Linked DNA regions of Homo sapiens: all the other regions are linked to region 3. Evidence: chromatin contacts called from ENCODE Hi-C or POLR2A ChIA-PET data. All regions are on one chromosome and are shown on one strand. Each heading gives the region's core, a stretch centred on a gene start or an enhancer-like site at or near the end of the contact. The rest is flanking DNA. Distances are from core to core; before and after follow the strand shown. Region 1 has its middle 28 kb from the start of SLC25A4. Region 2 overlaps CFAP97 (cilia and flagella associated protein 97). Region 3 overlaps SNX25 (sorting nexin 25).

Region 1 (4,383 bases), core at 1,686-4,185, 190 kb before region 3:
GGTTTTATTTTGTTTTTGTAAACAGGGTCTCCCTATGTCACCCAGGCTCGTCTCAAACACCTGGGCATTTGTGAGAGACCTCCCTTCCATGGTCTTCCCCAGCCCTATTTGTCAGGATTTTTAACACAAGTGACTCCAATTTTGAGTCCGTCAACTTTCACAGATAAAAATTATTAAGACTGATAAGCCCAAGTGTTGACAAGTGTGAGTGGGCTAAATTGTATTCCCTCAACATTCATATGTTGAAGTTCTAGCCCCCAGCACCTCAGAATGTAACTGTATTTGAATATAGAGTCTTTGAAGAGATAATTAAGGCCAGGCATGGTGACTCATGCCTGTAATCCCAGCACTTTGGGAGACTGAAGTAGGAGGATTGCTTGAGGCCAGGAGGTCAAGACCAGCCTGGGCAACATAGTGAGACCTTGTCTCTATAAATAAATACATTTGGATAGAGTTAATTAATGTGAAATAAAATATGGTTATTAGGGAGGGGTTCTAATCTAATCTGACTCGTGTTTTTTAAGAAGAAGAAATTAAGACACAATGCACACAGAAGGAAGACCATGTAAAGACACAAAAAGATGGACACCTGCAAGCCAAGGAGAGAGGCCGCAGAAGAAAACCAACTCCAGTGACACCTTGATCTTTGACTTGCAGCCACCAGAATTGTAGCAAATACATTTCTGCTGTTTAAGCTACCCAGCTAGTGATACTTCGTTTTGACAGCCCTAGCAAACTAATACAGCTAGAGATTTTATTAGTCCATTCTCATACTGCTATAAAGAAATACCTGAGACTGGGTGATTGACAAAGAAAAGAGGTTTAATTGGCTCACAGTTCCACAGGATGTACAGGAAGCGTGGCAGCTTCTGCTCGGCTTCTGGGAAGGCCTCAGGAAACTTACAATCATGGCAGAAGGCAGAGAGGCAGCAAGAGCATCTTACATGGCTGGATCAGGAGGAAGAGCGAGAGGAGGAAGAGGCTGCACACTTTTAAACAACCAAATCTCGTGAGAACTCACTATCGCGACAGCAGTTCCAAGGGGGATGGTACTAAACTGCCCCCATGATCCAATCACCTCCCACCGGGTCCTACCTCCAACATTGGGGATTACAATTTGACATGAGGTTTGGGCAGGGACACAGATCCAAACCATGTCAGAGACATACAATACGGGAATTTTTACACATTGCTGGTAAATAAATGGGCACATTCATTTTGGAGAGACACAAGCCCCAGTAGCCAAAAAATCCATTTGAGTTATCTATTCTAGAGAAAGTCATGCAAATGTGCCCCAAAAGACATACGGAAAGCTGTTCAGTGTAGCATTTTATCTCACTGTGAAAAAAATGAAACTAACCTCCCCTCAGTGGAAAATGGCTAAACTGTGGTTCATTCACACAATGGAATTCCACAAGACTGTTAAAATGACTAAATGTGCCTGCATCTATCAACACGGATAAATCTCAAAACCAACGCTCAGTGAAAAAAGAAAATTGCAAAAATATTTGTACAACGTGATATCATTTATATGTAGTTTTAAAACACAATTGTCTATATTGTTTATGCACATATACATATGTGTAAAAGCACAAATACACACATGAGCATAAGACGCATGTAAGATAATGGTTAAGAGCACAGACTGTGGAGCTCCCTCACCAGTTATATAACATTTGATAACTTTAATCCCGTGCCTCAGTTTCCTCATGTGTAAAATGGTTTTGATAATGAAAGTGCCTACCTTATTGGATCATGGGGAAGATTACATTAGAAAATGCATACAAAATGCTTAACTCAATACCTGGCTCATAGTAAATGTTCAATAAATATTATATTATACTATTGTTTAACAAACATCCACTCCAAAACTCATGGTGAAATTTGTCATTGTGATGGTATTGAGAAGTGGGAACTTTAAGAGGTAGTTAGGTTACTAAAGCTGTTATTGTGGGAATGGGTTCATTATCATGGGAATGGGTTTGCCAGCTCTTACAGTCTCTCTCTTTCTCTCTCTCTCTTTCTCTCACCCTTTCACCCTTCAGCCATGTTATGATGCTGCAAGAAGCCCATTGCCAGATGCTGGTGCCTTGACACTGGACTTCTCAGCCTCCAGAACTGTGAGCCAACAAATGTCTATTTGTTGTAAGAAATCTTACTAGATAAGGGCCGGGCGCGGTGGCTCACGCCTGTAATCCCAGCACTTTGGGAGGCCAAGGCGGGCGGATCACGAGGTCAGGAGATCGAGACCATCCTGGCTAACACGGTGAAACCCCGTCTCTACTAAAAATACAAAAAAATAGCCAGTCGTGGTGGCAGGCGCCTGTAGTCCCAGCTACTCGGGAGGCTGAGGCAGGAGAATGGGGTGAACCCGGGAGGCAGAGCTTGCAGTGAGCCGAGATCGCACCACTGCACTCCAGCCTGGGCAACAGAGCAAGACTCCGTCTCAAAAAAAAAACAAAAAACAAAACAAAACAAAAAACTTACTAGACAAATATTAGCTTATTAGTAAATAAATAATATGGTCAACTGTACAGGCAATCAAATATGAAAAAAGTAAAATAAAATTGAGTTACTACTTTTGGCAAAGCTTAATTTTGAAATAAGGGTACTTTGATAGGTAATATACTATGATAGGCAGCTTCTAAACGGCCGCAGTGATCCCATCTGTTGGTATTCATGCCCTTCCTTGTGTAATCCCCTTCCCTGGAATATGGGCCGGACGTAGTAACTTGCTCTGACAAATAGAATATGACAAATTGATGGAATATTACTTCCAAAATGAGGTTCTAAAAAGACTGGTGCTTCCTCCTCGGGCACTCTCTCTCATTCTGTTAATCTGAGGGAAGCCAGCTGCTATGCTGTGAGCTGCGCCGTGGAGAGGCCCACATGGCGAAGACCTGATAACATCTGGATGATAGCCAATGAGTGAGCTTGGAAGTAGATCCTCCCCCATGTGAACTGGGAGGTGATTACAGCCCTGGCAAGCAGCTGAACTTGCAGTCTCATGAGAGCTCCGGGCCAGAGACTCCCAGCCCAAATTCCTGACCTCCAGAAACCATGAGAAAATAAACGTTTATTGTTTTAGGCTGGCAAACTTCTAGGTAATTTTTTACGCAGCAATAGATAACCAATACACCCAACATAGGCCAGGGCGAAAGCTAACGCTGATGTGCATATGTACTGTTAGTAATAAGGTAAATTGGTGTAAGTTTCTGGAGAGCGGTTTTAAAAATATTCCTAAAGATAGTCACAATTATGTTTTGCCTGAAGGAAATAAATGAATAAATATTTAAGTATATCCATTAAAGTCTTAAACATAGTAAATATAATAGTGAATAACTGGTAATAATTTACCAGTTTGGGGGAATTGTTAAATTATAATATATCCATTTGATAAAATCTTAGGTGGATATTAAAATTCATGTCAAAAATCTAATTAATGATCTGTTGAAATGTTCATGACATAATGATAACAACATTAACAAAATAATAATAATTGAGGATGATCACAAATTTTGTTTTATTTATATTTAAAAATTTGTTAACCAACATAATAATAGTGTTGATCTGAGTGATGACATTATTAGGTGATTTACATTTTCTTGATTATATTTTTCTATAGGTTCCAATTTGTCTATAATAAATATATGTTTTTTAATCTGAAAAATCCTCAAATGTAAAACAATGGAATGTGGGCCAAGTATAATTCTTAAAATACATTTACTTTTTGCCTCTTTTTTTCTGGATCATGTTTTTCAAGTTCTCTCAAATTCCTAAATTCTTCTCTGAACTTTTCTTTCAGTCACTTCTTTACATCAAGTAGCTCTTCTTGTTCCTCTGTTCTTGGTTTTTTGTTTTGTTTTGTTTTGTTTTTTAGCATGGTCTATAGATAAAACTGAAGAGGGAAAAGACCAAATGTTTACTTACTTTAAAATCATATAAAAATCCCAAAAAGGTAATTTTTTGGCAAGAAGTAGGTTTGACCCTTTGCATAAAGTATTATTTTACTTTGGGAAATAAAGATTTAAATCACTTTGCATATAAATCTAAAATATACCTATGCATATCAGATTTTTTTAACCTGGAGTCCATGAACATCTAGGGGTTCACTTAATTTGAGGTATCCTCAAATTATGGTCTAGCTTTTTATTTCTTCTTTGTAATCCATCAGCCTTTGGTAAGGTCTTTTTGAACCCTCAGCTTTGTCTCAGCTGCGCCTTGGAGTCTCCCAGGAGGGCCCTTAGGCCACAGCTGGGGAAGCCTCCCATGGTGGGTGTGGAGGTAGCCGCAAGGGTCGATGAGAAGCCAAAGCTGAAGTGACTCTCAGGGGAACAGAGGGAGAACTTCTCAGCCTGGCTTCTCTGCCTCACCTGGGAGATT
Region 2 (4,330 bases), core at 151-2,650, 130 kb before region 3:
ATTAGCTGGGTGTGGTGGTGTAAGCCTGTAGTTCCAGTTACTTGGGAGGCCGAGGCAGGAGAATCACTTGAACCCAGGAGATGGAGGCTGCAAGGAGCCAAGATCACGTCACTGCACTCCAGCCTGGGTGACAGAGCGAGATAGTCTAAATAAATAAATAAAATAAAGTTACTCCTGTATACTAGCAGACAAAGCACAGAAGAGGATAATTTTATTTTTTACTTATTTATTGAGACGGAGTTTTGCTCTTGTTGCCCAGGCGAGTATCTTGCCTCACTGCAACCTCTGCTTCCCGGGTTCAAGTGAGTCTCCTGCCTCAGCCTCCTGAGTAGCTGGGATTACAGGAGCCCTGGGATTATAGGTGCCCACTACCACACCTGGCTAATTTTTTGTATTTTTAGTAGAGATGGGTTTCGCCATGTTAGCCAGGGTGGTCTCCAACTCCTGACCTCAGGTGATCCACCACGCCAGCCTATTTTTCATTGAATGTTTTTATGAACTGCCTTAGGCCAGGTGTGGTGGCTCTCGCCTGTAATCCTAGTACTTTGAGACGCCGAGGCTGGTGGATCACCTGAGGTCAGGAGTTTGAGACCAGCCTGGCCAACATGGTGAAACCCTGTCTCTACTAAAAATACAAAAATTAGCCAGGTGTGGTGGCACAGGCCTGTGATCCCAGCTACTCAGGGGGCTGAGGCAGGAGAATAGCTTGAACTCAGGAGGCAGAGGTTGCAGTGAGCCAAGACTGAGCCACTTACTCCAGCCTGGGCGACAAAGCAAGACTTTGTCTCAAAAAAAAAAAAAAAAAAAAAAAAAAAAAAGAACTGCCTTAAGTTTCTAAATTCATACATGCCTTTTATTTTTAAAACAAAATTCTAACACGAGAACTCCTAACTGGAAAAATTATGCTAACAGGTACAGAAATCATCATTACATTATTTATTTGTTTGTTTCAATTTTTCTACATGAAAAGATGGGCTATTGTCTATTTATTTTCATTTCTCTGAATTTAAAATTTGCTAATGAGCTAGGCGGGGTGTCACACGCTTGTAGTCCCAGCTACTCGGGAGGCTGAGCTGGGAGGATCACTTCAGCCCAGGAGTTCAGCCTGGGTAACACAGCAAGACCTCATCTCCAAAAGCCAACAAAAAAATCCCCCCAAAACAAGAACAACGAAATAACTAAGGACTATTTTATTTACACACATAATCTTAGAAAGTAAAAAAAGGAAAATAAGTTAACTCCATTTAGTTAACTTTAGGCTCCAACCCTGATACTACATTCCTCTAGGAATCTTACTTCCTCCATAACTTTGCTTGAATTACTTCTCTCCCCCAACATTCTTTCACACCTGAGGACACTGACACACATTTAAAAGAATGAAATAATCTCACTTCTTCTTAGAGGGTAAAGTGAAACCATCAACCAAGTATCTTTAACCACCTCTCCTTCTGCTAAGATTGTTCTTATGCTCATTCGGAAAAAAGTTCAAGTGAAAAGAAAGAGATATGGTTTAACAAGAATATTTCTTTCTTTTTTTGAGATAGGGTCTTGCTCTGTCACCCAGGCTGAACTGATCACTTGAACCCAGGAGGCAGAGGTGGAGTGATCACGGCTCTCTGCAGCCTTGACCTCCCAGGCCCATGCAATCCTCCTGCCTCAGCTTCCTGAGCAGCTGGGATTACAGCCATGCATCACCACACCTGGCTAATTTTTTATTTTTTGTAGAGATGGAATCTCACCATGTTGCTTGCCCATGCTTGTCTTGAACTTCTGGGCTCAGGCAACCCTCCTGCCCTGGCCTCCCAAAATGCTGGGATTACAGGCATAAGCCACTGTACCTGGCTAAAAATAATATTTCAGAATTCATGAGTTAAAAAATTACTCCCCTTTTTACAAGTAATAAAATTCTAATTTTATTTAAATTATAATGATAATTGAGGCTGTCTACTGATAAAGTTATCTACTGGATAAAAACACTCTATTGGATAAAATTTTCATTTCTCTGAATTTAAAATTTGCTAATAAGCTAGGCTAATAAGCTAGAATAATTTTTATTCCCTTAATTTTTGTTTGGATGCAATGTTTAATGAGAGGAAGGATAATATCTACCTATTGAAACAAATAATGATGATCTTGAACCTCATCAGGACAGATGAACAGTATGCTTTTAACTCTAGAGCACAGAAGTCAGTTTTATACAATCGTTGCCTTCCTTCTCTACCTTTTCTGCACAACACTACTTCTTTGTCTGGGATTATTTCCATCTAAATAGCCTCTGAATTGCTAACACACTGATGTAAGAGTTCTGGAACAGAAATGCTTTAGTTATCATGTCTGTTAGCCAGCTGAATTGTTCTCTGTCACTGGAGAGAGAGCAAATGAAAGGATATAAATCATCAAAAATATAAAGGAATGAATTCTGTTTTGCAGTATATCTGACACTGAAATAACTACAAAAGTGTGTCTCTGTGTGCTGAACATATGCATGTGTACTTTGAATATTAACAGTCTAGCAAACAGATTAAAAAGTCTATCAGCCTGGGTGCAGTGGCTCACACCTGTAATCCCAGCACTTTAGGAGGCTAAGGCAGAAGGATTGCCTGAGGTCAGGAGTCTGAGACCAGCCTGGGCAACAAAGTGAGATCCCATCTCTACAAAAAAAAAAAAAAAAAAAAAGCATTGGCTCACACTCAAAGAGCAAATGTGGCTCTTTTTAAGGTTGAGTATGAGAAGGCTTGCAGTATGGTTAAGACCATACTTCTGGTCAGGAAGGTAGTATTTAAGACTGTCAAACAGGCTCCAATATAAATAATTAGATTTATATTACAGGCATGAGTCACCAGGCCTGGACTAATAGGATTTTTTAAATAGAAAAATAATCAAAGTCAACGGGCACAGTGGCTCACGCCTGTAATCCCAGCACTTTGGGAGGCAGAGGAGGGAGGATCATGTGGTCAGGAGATCGAGACCATCCTGGCTAACACGGTGAAACCCCATCTCTACTAAAAATACAAAAAATTAGCCAGGCATGGTAGCAGGCGCCTGCAGTCCCAGCTACTCAGGAGGCTGAGGCAGGAGAATCGCTTGAACCTGGGAGGCAGAGGTTACAGTGAGCCGAGATCACGTCACTGCACTCCAGCCTGGTGACGAGCCAGACTCCGTCTCTTAAAAAAAAAAAAAAAAAAAAGTAAACCCAGGTTCCTTAAAAAGCTAAACACAAAATTACCATATGACCCAGGAATTCTACTCTATGTGGCCTTAAGGAACTAAAAGCAGGGACATGAACAGATAGTTGCCAATATTCACTTCAGTATTATTCACTATAGCTTAGGTCTACACCTACAATGGAATAGTATTCAGCCATAAAAAGGAATTAGGTTCTGATACATGCTACAACATAGATGAAACATGAAAACATTTTAAGTGAAATAAACCAGATACAAAAGGACAAATATTGTACAGTTCTACTCATATGAAATATTTAGAATAGCCGAATTCATAGAGACAGAAAGCAGACTAGATGCCCTTAGAGGATAGGGGTGGGGAAAGGAGAGTTGTTTAATAAGCACAGCATCTGTATGAAGTGATGAAAACGTTTTAGAAATAGATGGTAGTGACAGTTGTACAACACTGTGGATATGCTTAATGCCACTGAATTAGACACTTAAAAACTGTTAAAATGGCAAATTTTAAGTTATATATACATTACTACAACTTAATAATATACCAAAACCATTGAATGTGTACACGTTAAATGGGTAATGGTATGTGAATTATATCTCAATAAAGCTGGTTAAAAAAAAAGGTAACCCCAAAGCTAGGCAACCTGGATTTGCACCTGGGCTCTGACACCTGCTAGCCGTGTGACCTTGAGTAAGTCCCTGTGCCCCACTCAGTGTCTCTTTTACTCTTCTGTAACTACAATAACTATAAGATTGCTATCAGGACTTAATGCCTAACACTTGTAAAATAGTATGCACAATGTAATTTCTTATTAAATGCGATCGGCCCAGAGCCAGGTGTGAGAGTGAAAACAAAGGAAGTAATCCCATATGTTTTTGACATACGGGAATTTCAAATTTCCACGAAACATGAACAAATCTTGAATACTGCGAAGGTGATGTGTGGAAAGCTATCATCTATCTCAGCTCCCACCGACCTCATTTCACCTAGCTTAGTTATCTGTTCCTTGCCACATGCAGGGTAATCCTCTTGAAGGGTTCAAGACTACTATTTTTTATAAATAGTAATCCTAGCTTCCCAACTCTTGGGGTTAGTATGATAATAAAGAAATGTACAAAAGAGTTGTTACAAGTTTAGGTAAGTATAT
Region 3 (4,516 bases), core at 1,289-3,788:
TGTGAGGATGTGGTGCGGAGACGCCGACTCTGCCAGCACCTTGCTTGTGGACTTCCAGCCTCCAGAGCTGTGCGGAGTAAATGTCTGTTGTTCGAAAGCCATGCAGTCTGTGGTGTTCTGTTAGAGCCAACCACCTCTCAGGCTGTTTCCCTGCCATTGCCCCAAGGGCTCTTGCGAGGGTTCCTCCCTGCCCAGTCCTTGAACCTCCAGCACTACCTCCAGTGCCTGCTGTCCCTTCCCCACTGTCACCACCTGGCCCCCACTCATTCCCTGCCTGAAGGTCTGTGGGCTCGGGCACTTCCATTGCACTCACTATAGTCTCATGAGTTTATAACCAACTCTACTCACCCTCTCTCCCCAAGAAGAACTTTAGTCCTCGTAGACTCTAACACCTGCATTTTATAACAAATAAAGCTCATGTCCAGAGATGTTAAACAACTGACCTGGTTTGAATAGAGCTAGTTAGTCACACACAAATCCGAAACTTGAGCCCAAGTCTCCTGAGTTTCGTCCTGGGCTCCTGCTCACAACAAGCATTGTATGGGTCAGATCTGAGTTCCGGGTGTATATCTCAAATCTGCTCAGCTCACAGTGCTGATTTGGGAACGGGGTTCTGCTTGTAATTTTATATGTGGATTTAATTGCTATATTATTCCTTTAAAAACATATTGCAAGCCTGTTGGAGGGCCTTAAACCAAGGGGAGTGCTAGGAGTTCCAGCACCAAGACATTAAACGAAGGTGCAGGGCGTGGTGGCTCACGCCTGTAATCCCAGCACTTTGGGAGGCCGAGGTGGGTGGATCACGAGGTCAGGAGATCGAGACCATCCTGGCTTACGCAGTGAAACCCCGTCTCTACTAAAAATACAAAAAATTAGCCGGGCGTGGTGGTGGGCACCTGTAGTCCCAGCTACTTGGAAGGCTGAGGCAGGAGAATGGCATGAACCTGGGAGGCGGAGCTTGCAGTAATCTGAGATTGCACCACTGCACTTCAGCCTGGGCGACAGAGCGAGACTCTGTCTCAAAAAAAAAAAAAAAAAAAAAAAGCAAGGCAGGGCACACAGTGGGCACACCCTGGCCGGGCTGCACAAAGTCCATGTGTCTCTGTACTCTTCTCCATCATAAAGTGAGTGATTCCGCCATCAACTCCTGTACGATTTCTGCTATTCCTCAAATATACTCTCCACTGAAGTGGAGTGACACGTTAGACTATGAAATCTCAGGTGTTTAGAGTGGTAAGAGAAGCCCATTTGTTCTTTTCAAAAAAGGACATACCAGCCTCAGGTTGAAAAGTAAGGCAAATATTTTTTTGAGTTCCTTAGCAACTGTTGAGGTGATTTCTAGATAATTTTGAAGAAGTCTGTGATGATTGGTAACTACTGAGAATTGCTGCCAGCTTTGTGTTAAGAGGTCAAGTACCATTTCTCACTTCAAATCTTGACTAGTCCCTAAGTAAATATATACCTGTTTCTTGAACCCTTCCATCAAGAGGATTTAGTAAAACTTCTGTTTACTTATTTATATTTTAGAGACATGTTCTCACTCTGTCACCCAGGCTGGAACATAGAGACGTGATCATAGCTCACTGTAACCTCAAACTCCTGGCTTTAGTGATCACGGCTCACTGCAGCCTCGACCTGCTGGGCTCAAGTGATCCTTCTGCCTCAGCCTCCTGAGTAGCTAGGACTACAGGTGCATGCCACCACGCCTGGCTAATTTTTAAACTTATTTTGTTTTTTTGAGATGGAGTTTTGCTCTTGTTGCCCAGACTGGAGTGAAATGGCGCATCTCGGCTCACCTCAACCTCCACCTCCTGGGTTCAAGCAATTCCCCTGGCTCAGCCTCTCGAGTAGCTGGGATTACAGGCATGCGCCACCATGCCCGGCTAATTTAGTGTTTTTAGTAGAGAAGGGGTTTCTCCATGTTGATCAGACTGGTCTCCAACTCCCAGCCTCATGTGATCTGCCTGCCCCAGCCTCCCAAAGTGCTGGAATTACAGGCGTGAGCCACCACACCGGGCCTAAATTTTTTTTTATAGAGACAGAGTCTTGCTGTGTTGCCCAAGCTGGTTTTAAACTCCTGGCCTCAAGCCATCCTCCCACTTCAGCCCTGCACAGTGCTGGTATTACAGGCATGAGCCACCACATCCAGCCTAAAACTTTTATTTGAATATACAAGAAAGATTCAACAGCTGGTTAGTCTGTCAGTGCACATACAGTTGATTGGAGAACCAGCATTTTCTAGGGAGGAAGTCTCTATTCCATATGTCGATTGCCTGCATTTCACGAGAAGACCTGAGCATCCTGGGCAGAGGAGAGAAGAGAGCCCATGTTGAGGAGTGAGGGAAGGGGAAGGAGGGTGCGGCCTTGTCCTCTGTTTGCTCTAACCTTCTTGTTAGAGGAGCAGGTTGTACCTCTGTATCAGCACTGCTAAGTGGGGCCAGGTGGAGGGTAGGAGGTGGCAGTTTTGCTCCCCAGGGGACATGTGACAATAGTCTGGAGACATTTTTGGTTGTCGTCTTTGGGGGAAGGGATGCTACTGGCATCTAGTGGTAGAGGCTAGGCATGCTGCTAAACATCCTGCAGTACACAGGACAGCCCCCCACAGCTGAGAACTACCCTGTCCAAAATGTCAGTAGTGCTGAGGTTGAGAAACCCTGCCCTGTATTATCCATTAAATCCCTCAGTGAGTCTGCTGAGGATGCTGCCATTATGATATGCCCTGGAACATGATAGCATGTTATGAGGGAAGGAAAATATTCTACTGTTGGTGTTTTTCTTTTTTTATACCTGAAAAGCACAGTGGTGCCATTTTAATCCAGTTGTACTATTTCTGGAGTCATGAGTTTGCACTTTAAGTTACTTTGCTCTCTGCTGCCTCATTAGAAATAGCATCTAACAGTTGTCGTTAGATGTTGCTGTTTTTGTTTTACTGCAAGCCACTTCACTTGCTTAAGGAAGAATTATATCATGGGCAGGGGATTTATAGCGAAAAGCATTTCTGTGATGTTATTCGTAAGTCTGTTGTAATGTCTTTGTAGCCAAAAGGGTTTACCTAATGTCTAATATAAATGTCTTTTTCACCAAATGAACCCAAATTCACCCATTTCCTTTTGCTCTGATCTCAGTAGAACCTAGACTATCTAGACGGAAAAACAGTAAATATTTGAACTAATTGCTTTGGAATATTATAGGTTAGTGCGAAAGTAATCACTTTTTTTGCCATTAAAAGTAATGGCGAAACCCGTGATTACTTTTGCACTAACCTAACATCATGTGTGTGTTCATCTTGGCACCAGTTTAAAGACACACTGCCATCCGGTGTTTCACTGGCCACTTCTTTTTAAAGCTAGATTAAATGTTGTGTGATTAACCCAGTTTCTAACAATGCACAGTGTTACTACTTAACACTCTATAGAGAAACAGCCACATAACTCTGGCATGAGCTGGGTCACGGGGTGTTGTCACACACCCACTCGCCTATACTTTTCTTGATGTGAATATTTCTTGGATGAATGGGTTTTAAGGCCACAAAGAAATGTATTCATCTGCATCACTGGATTTACAAGGATTTTTGCATGCCAGCAGCATGGGATGCATGAGCTCCACGTTAGTCATTTAGCTCTGAATGTGGCATTCGCTTTCTGAGGCAAAAATAAACAGAACCATCTAAGCAACAAGCTGCTGTTGCATTTGTTAGCAACAAGCTTTGTGATCAGACAATGGCATTGTATGGCCCATTATCAAACAGAACGCATTCACGTGAGCAAGCCACATTTAAGCGGAGCACCAAAACATTCTTCCCAGCCTTGCAGCTGGGTTTTAGGGAAGGGTTATTCTCTTTCTTACTTCTCTTTGGAATTTTCTTCTAGGTTTTGTCCTTTTAGAAAGGCGTTTTAAGCTCTCTTTGGGTAAAAAGAATGTAATGGTTGGTAAATGGGTGTCAGTTTTCTCCTATATTTCTCTCTCTTTATTAACATGTTTTAACCCCAAATTAAAATTGAGGTCTAGGTTTGTTTTATAAATAAGAGGCAACTTTAGTCCCAGAATTTTTAGATTAACTTAAACATTATACACAAACTATGAAGTTTAAGGATATATATTTTAAAAGTAAAAGTTTTCTTGAAAAATTAGGTCTTCCAAGCTTGCATTTCCTTAGGTACACTCACAAAACATCTTAGTTTGCAATAGACTAATTTTGGGGCAAACTACATTTACCTTCATCCTCCCACAAAGGAGTCTCTGAAATACTATTTTTTTCCTGTTGAGATAAATGCTAAATTAGTGAGTTCTTTAGGCAGGTCCTGACTGTTGGCCAAGTATAACACAAGTTCAGAAACCATTATTGAAGTAAATGAAAATGGGATGAAAAGATGTCTGATAATACCTGACAGATCATCTTGAACAAGTCCATGTATTGACCTGAGGCCTGCCTGTGGCCCTTTGTGTTAAGTACCGGAAAAGCTGCTTCTGATAAAAACGTATTATGGTGCTGTGTCTAAGTTTTTTCAGCTAATTT

What was found. Hi-C counts contacts between places; a loop is a spot of excess contacts on that map. ChIA-PET counts read pairs that join two places held with the same protein, here RNA polymerase II (POLR2A). Pooled maps may share reads with other maps.
Region 1: a map of HCT116 shows a loop between it and region 3 (3-fold over the local background). The contact joins two enhancer-like sites. A Hi-C loop is called at or near these places in 1 of 168 maps with a recorded cell type or tissue (HCT116), 1 of 37 single-sample maps with no recorded cell type and 1 of 50 pooled maps. POLR2A ChIA-PET finds 5 or more read pairs at or near these places in 2 of 52 experiments (H1 and activated B cell).
Region 2: a pooled map shows a loop between it and region 3 (2.9-fold over the local background). The contact joins two enhancer-like sites. A Hi-C loop is called at or near these places in 2 of 168 maps with a recorded cell type or tissue (CD4-positive, alpha-beta memory T cell and naive thymus-derived CD4-positive, alpha-beta T cell), 6 of 37 single-sample maps with no recorded cell type and 13 of 50 pooled maps. POLR2A ChIA-PET finds 5 or more read pairs at or near these places in 2 of 52 experiments (OCI-LY7 and activated CD4-positive, alpha-beta T cell).

Annotation. Positions count from the first base shown.
Region 1 is chr4:185,113,201-185,117,583 of GRCh38, forward strand. No RefSeq gene overlaps it. Among named protein-coding and RNA genes, the nearest start is that of SLC25A4, 28 kb to the right of the region's middle. RefSeq lists an enhancer at 2,775-3,069. Within about 2 kb of position 2,936, at least 12 of the 41 ENCODE cell types and tissues checked have a DNase peak (open chromatin) inside an H3K27ac peak, as active enhancers do.
Region 2 is chr4:185,170,196-185,174,525 of GRCh38, forward strand. The region is part of intron 3 of CFAP97 (cilia and flagella associated protein 97); the gene reads right to left. Among named protein-coding and RNA genes, the nearest start is that of SLC25A4, 29 kb to the left of the region's middle. Within about 2 kb of position 1,401, at least 3 of the 41 ENCODE cell types and tissues checked have a DNase peak (open chromatin) inside an H3K27ac peak, as active enhancers do; they include OCI-LY7, where a contact is called at or near this core.
Region 3 is chr4:185,302,638-185,307,153 of GRCh38, forward strand. All of the region lies in intron 6 of SNX25 (sorting nexin 25), which reads left to right. Among named protein-coding and RNA genes, the nearest start is that of LRP2BP, 91 kb to the right of the region's middle. RefSeq lists enhancers at 1,176-1,275, 2,164-2,353, 3,389-3,448, 3,534-4,034 and a silencer at 3,558-3,852. Within about 2 kb of position 2,539, at least 10 of the 41 ENCODE cell types and tissues checked have a DNase peak (open chromatin) inside an H3K27ac peak, as active enhancers do; they include OCI-LY7, where a contact is called at or near this core.